Regions from separate parts of the Homo sapiens genome. Here region 1 is linked to region 2. The links are chromatin loops, found by intact Hi-C in ENCODE. Cell type or tissue: psoas muscle. All regions are shown on one strand. Links, peaks and the distances in the headings refer to the core of each region. The heading gives the core; the rest is flanking DNA. Region 1 has its middle 84 kb from the start of LINC00520. Region 2 overlaps LINC02284 (long intergenic non-protein coding RNA 2284).

Region 1 (2,915 bases), core at 193-2,692, 710 kb after region 2:
CTTAATTAAAGGAAATTGTTTTGGCCAGGCACAGTGGCTGATGCCTGTAATCCCAGCACTTTGGGAGGCTGAGGTGGGCCGATCACTTGAGGCCAGGAGTTTGAGACCAGCCTGGCCAACATGGAGAAACCCCATCTCTACTAAAAATACAAAAATTACCTGGGTGTGGTGGTGCATGCTTGTAATCCCAGCTACTCGGGAGGTTGAGGCAGGAGAATCACTTGAACCTGGGAGGCGGAGGTTGCAGTGAGCCAAGATCGTGCCACTGCACTCTAGTCTGGGTGACAAAGTGAGACTCTGTCTCAAAAAAAAAAAATTGTTTCTCCTCATGCCTAGTTTTCAACATAGCTGTCCTCACTTCTGAATTCATCACTGGAATAGGCAAAAATCTAAAGTTCAGGAAGCCTGAAATGAAGCAAGGTCTCCCTGCCCCTCTGCCTCTAAGTGACCTTCTGGAATGGCAACGACTCCCATTGCCTCGTTGCACCTGCTCCCTGAGACAAGCTTTCTGTTCTCTGTCTACAGACACAGTAGTGACTGGGTAAAATCAGGTTGGCCCATTGGGCCAGTGGGGGACCCCAATCTAGATTTTGGTTTGATGATGAAGACAGAAAGAGCTATGCATCCCCTTTTCCATATGCTGAGGCAGTATATATAGCATAGGTTGAGAGTTTGAGGTTGGGCTTTGGAGTCAGACAGAGTAATGTCGTAACTCGGTCCACCACTTACCAGTTACGTAACCTTCCTCTCTGTTTCTTCATATGTAAAATAGGCATTAAACTAGTACCTCCTCACAGAGCTCTTGTGAGAATAAAATGAGACAATCCCAGTAAAGTGCCGAAACAGTGCCTGGTACCTAGAAGGCAGAAAATCTTAGCTATCATTACTAATAGAAATTCTCTTTCCCATTATTATACTTCATTTTTTGTCGTAGCTGCCAAAAAGTTGGGAGGTAAAGTGCAATTGCATTAGCCCTCATCATTCACAAATTCATTTATTCTCCTGATTTCCTGTACCGTTTTATTCTCATTATCGTGTGTGTGTCCTTTTATCTTGTTTCCCTTCATGCTTTCCTCCAGCCCCATGTCATTCCCATTTTTCTGGATAAAGGAACTGGCTGCTAATCTGTGCCCTGAACCCAACACTCCTTGTAGGGTAGGTGCCTGGTGAGCAGGCCCCTCACCACAGAGCCAGATTCCTGGAGGGCTGGGAGCTGACCCTTGCTTTGTGTGTGTCTAAAGAGGGCTACACCTCCATTAAAAGGCAAGCACAGCCAGGCAGAATCCAGCTGTCACTGCCTGGAGCACTGAGAGCAGCGGAGGACTGAGGAGGAGAGGGAATAAGAGTCTTTGACAATAGATAAACCACTCATCAGACCACCAAAACTGCCAAAGGCCAGCTCCTCACCTCATTGCTGTCCTAAGCCATTTAGTAACAGACAACACTGTTCTGGAGATGAAGGAGGCACCCTGCCCTACGCTCTCCTCCCCAAAACGGTGCATTCTGTTTCCTGCAGCAGTGAGTCTTTCATGTAATGGAGAGTTTATTAGTTGAGATTTAAAACTCAAAGCCACAGGATACAGATTGAATTGCAGTCTCCCCAAGGATCCTAAAGCTACAGACTCCCGAGTAACCTCCTTGTATTTCCAAAGGTCATACTCGCCTGTGTGATTCCCTTACAACTACCAAAGGGCACCCACAGCTGGCAGCCTCCCAGTGCGGCCTGGCACACTGTAAAGAGAGATTATGTAACTGCCAGTGACAGGGGATAGGGAAGAGGAGGGGAGCTCGCATCTGTGGATGATGCCTCTTACCATGCTCCATACTCACCGCAGCTCTGCATCCTTGCCTGCCAGGAAAGTAAGGTAGGCTTTGCCTGGCTGAAAGAAAATGTGCAGCAGGTACCCCTGCCATCTAGGGTAGAAGAGAGCCTCCTACTTCTTAGGTGCTGAGGATAAGCTTCTCCTGTGGGCACCCTCATGTTCCTTTGCCCCCAGGGCCTTTACGGCCATCCCCATTGTCTTGGTTCATCTTCTGCTACTATAACAGAATGCTACCAACTGGGCAAATTATAATGAACAGAAATTTATTTGGCTCATGGTTCTAGGGGCTGGAAAGTCCAAGATCGAGGGGATGGCATCTAGTGAGGCCTTCTTGCTGGGTCATAACATGGTGGAAGATATCATACGGCAAGAGAGACAAAAGAGAGGGCCAAACCTGCTTTTATAGCAAACCTACTCCCACAATAACAACATTCATCCATTAAAGGTCCCACCTGTCAACACTGTTGTGTTGGGGATTAAGTTTCCAACACATGAACTTCGGGGGACACATTCAAACCATAGCACCCATCTTCTCACAGCTCAGGCCACTGGGTGCAGACTGAGGATGAGTAATGAGGCCTGAAAAGGGGGAGGACCCATCACAAGCCACCAGTAGCCCTCTTTATGTCTCAGGAATCCCAGGTGAACCAGGAGAAATGGGCTGAAATAGCCAGTCTTATAGTCCTGAGAAATCATGTAATCCAAACCAAAACAAGCCAAGAAAACTCAGATACTGTCTGCTATGGGTAACACCAGAATAGTGCCTTCTCATTCATTTAGGCTCCAGCTAAACCCAACAAAATAAGCACAGCCATTCAAATTTCACAACCTCCAACTGTCAAAGTAGAATATTAATTTTATATAAATCAGAAATTTTATTGTTATTATTTAATTTTAAATAATAGCAAATTTAGTTACATAAAAATATTTAAATAAAAGTATTTAGCTTTATATAAATCAGAAATTAATTTTAATTTCTGAATGTGAGCCCCCATTTTGCTGATGGTAGTGAATTTCATCTTGCCAAGTTTAAATAAACGTCCAAGCACACTGTGTCTTCCCCATTACCACTGTAGTCCTCTCTCAGCTCCA
Region 2 (2,915 bases), core at 258-2,757:
TACAGATTTCAGCTGCCAATATGCAGGGGTGTAGCATATCCAGTTGTTAAATATTGAAATGCTTCCTTACTGGCTGCTAAGTTGCCTCTGCATCCACTCCCTGTACAACCACCCCAGCCACCTTGGAACCCCTCACCTTCCCTTGATCCAGCAACCAAAGGGTTAATACCTGCTCCTTAGGGTAGTGGGGAGAAGACTGTGCTTCAGGGCCTTTTTAGGAGCTCTGGCTCATGGATCATTCCAATGCACTGACACCCAGGCCCTACTGGTTTCTAAGTACTTGAATTATCACCTCTGTTTCTAGCCAGCTCTCTTCATTTACCTTTTCTTTAGCTACCATCTCGTTTGTGGGAGAGCAGCAAACTTGAAATCACGCTCCCCTTGGGAGGCCCCTGGACTAGAGCCGCCTGTCCTAGGAAGTGTCTTGTCTACTTAATTTCCCTCCTTTGCTCCAGCTGCCATGAGGCCACTTTTCCTTGTAAAGTTTGTAACATGAACCAAAAGGATACAACTGAAGTCCCAGCCTACAGGGTAGCTTTGTTTATTTTGAAGATTTCAGAACCACGAAAGAAGGGATTTTAACAGTGTGGTTTCCTGTGGGTGGGCCTGATCTAAACACTGATCTTTTCCCAAGGGCACAGACTTGGAAGGAGCTCACAGAGCTGCTCCTGGACCCGGCCCATGCACACACAAAACTGAGCAAGTTTGGCCCCTGTTTCTCTCCAGTGGTGCCCCAGCCTGTGAACCACTCCTTCTCTAGGGTGTTGAGTTATTGTAAAAAGGTCCATGAATCCATATGCACCCCAAGCACTTTCTTTATTCATCTCACTGGTATTTACAGGGTACTGCAGCGTCCCCGTCCTTGCTGATTTTCAAATGTAATTCAATACCGTGTGATTAAAATAAAACTTAATCCAAATCTTATTGAACTCAGGTGCTTTTTATCACATATTTTAAAAATCAACAGATACTAAAAGTACAACTACTATCATGTGGGAATGGTATAAAATTTGACATTAACAAGAGGTCCTCTCCTAGAAAAGTTGGACAGCGTTGTGGCTCATTATGGAGGTGAGAAGAAGGTACATAATTTAATGACTAGTATAAGGGTAAAGAGACATCAGAACATCAATCCACCACTCTTCTGCCTGGGAGGTCATTATTCCAGTCAGTGGGGTGTTCCTGGTTCTGCATAACTGCAAAGTAAAGAGGAATATTAGGGTAATTCTGGAATCTGAAACCTCAGGGAAGTGTGCTTACATCTAAATAGGACTTTTACAAGCAAGATCAGTCATGGCTGATGGTATGTCACCCCCTCTGGAAGCACAGAGATCTGAAGAGGGCTGGAGGCCAGTGCAATTAGATTTGCATCTTCTCTTGCCTCCCTCCTCAGCCCTCTGCCCTCCTGTTCTTCCTCCTCTGGCTGGTCTTCAGAAAAGTGTTGGCAGGTAGCTTCCAGCTGGGATAGCTGCCAGGTTTCTAGATGGAGGAGCTATGCTGCAGCTGTGTTGGCAGGGAAAGAAATGGAGGAGCCAGGGTAAATGAATTAAGTCCTGATTCTCCATGGTTAAGCTATAGGACATTTCTAACACAAGGGGGCAGCTGCTGGCTGCATCACATCAGCTGATAGAAGTATAGTGTTGCAAACAGAACGAAATATAACAGTGACCAAAATAAAGAGAATCACCATGCTACAGCAATGTAGGGAGGGGTAACCTCCTTTTAAACAAAACCCCAATGCAATTTTTTTTTTAATCCACTATTTTTTATTATTTGCTGAGGATGTTGTAATACACCTTCAATCAAGCTGCACTATTTTGAGTAGCCATCTTATAATCGTTCTCATCTAACCCCAAATTGGCAGTATTCTAGGGAGTAGCCAGTTTCTAAGGGCAATATGTCAGGTCTCTATAGAATGAAATAAATGGAGAATTGGCAAAGTGAAGGTGACAAGGGGAATGTAGTCATCTGTGTCTCAGATCCAAAACACATTACTCTTTCCTCAAGAAATGGGATAAGTCATGGCTAAGCAACATAGTGGTGGAGGCATGCAAGGGCCAGCTCTCCAACAGAGCCTCCTCCAAATGTTTAAGACTCCTCAAGAGTTCACTTCTGATTTATCGAACTGATGAAAATATTAAGAATCTTTAAAATTGCTTTTGCTTCAGTACCATTGCAGTAGGCAGAATAGTGCCCTCCTCCCCAAAACGTCTATGTCCTGCTCCCTGGCACTTGTGCACAGGTTACTGCACATGGCAAAAGACTTTGCAGATGTGATTTTTTTTTTTTTTTTTGAGACGGAGTCTCACTCTTGTCACCCAGGCTGCAGTGCAATGGCGTGATCTCAGCTCACGGTAACCACTGCCTCCCGGGTTCAAGCGATTCTCCTGCCTCAGCCTCCTGAGTAGCTGGGATTACAGGTGCCTGCCACCACACCTGGCTAACTTTTTGTATTTTTAGTAGAGACGGGGTTTCACCATGTTGGCCAGGCTCCAGGCTAGTCTCTAACTCCTGACCTCAGGTGATCCACCCGCCTCGGTCTCCCAAAGTGCTGGGATTATAGGTGTGAGCCACCATGCTCGGCTGTGATCTTGACATGGGGAGATTATCCTGGATTGTCTGGGGGTGGGCACGATGTAATCACAATGGTGTTTATAAGTGAAAGAGGATGACAGGTCAATCATTGTCAGTGATATGATATGAGAGAGACTCGACTGGCCATTGCTGGCTGGGAAGACAGAGGAAGGCGCCACAAGCCAAGGAATGCAGAAAGCTTCTAGAAGATGTAAAAGGCAAGAAAACAGGTTATCTCCTAGAGCCTCCAGAAGGAACACAGCCCTATTGATGCCTTGACAACAGCCCAGTGAGACCCATTTTGGGCTTTTGACCACTGGAACTGTAAGATAATACATGTG

Evidence for each region. A loop is a pair of places that touch in the nucleus more often than their neighbours do. Peaks named below come from ENCODE experiments on the same cell type or tissue, not always from the same donor. Only the 100,000 strongest peaks of a DNase experiment are listed, where the experiment ranks them.
Region 1: it touches region 2 in a loop (4-fold over the local background); 42 of 110 quality-filtered maps call a loop at or near these places.

The regions. Positions count from the first base shown.
Region 1 is chr14:55,711,492-55,714,406 of GRCh38, reverse strand. No RefSeq gene overlaps it. Among named protein-coding and RNA genes, the nearest start is that of LINC00520, 84 kb to the left of the region's middle. In psoas muscle, for the core only: no CTCF peak of the experiment used is centred there; a DNase peak (open chromatin) is centred at 1,716.
Region 2 is chr14:56,421,469-56,424,383 of GRCh38, reverse strand. All of the region lies in intron 6 of LINC02284 (long intergenic non-protein coding RNA 2284), which reads right to left. Among named protein-coding and RNA genes, the nearest start is that of LINC02284, 110 kb to the right of the region's middle. In psoas muscle, for the core only: a CTCF peak has its summit at 1,596 (motif pointing right); a DNase peak (open chromatin) is centred at 1,503.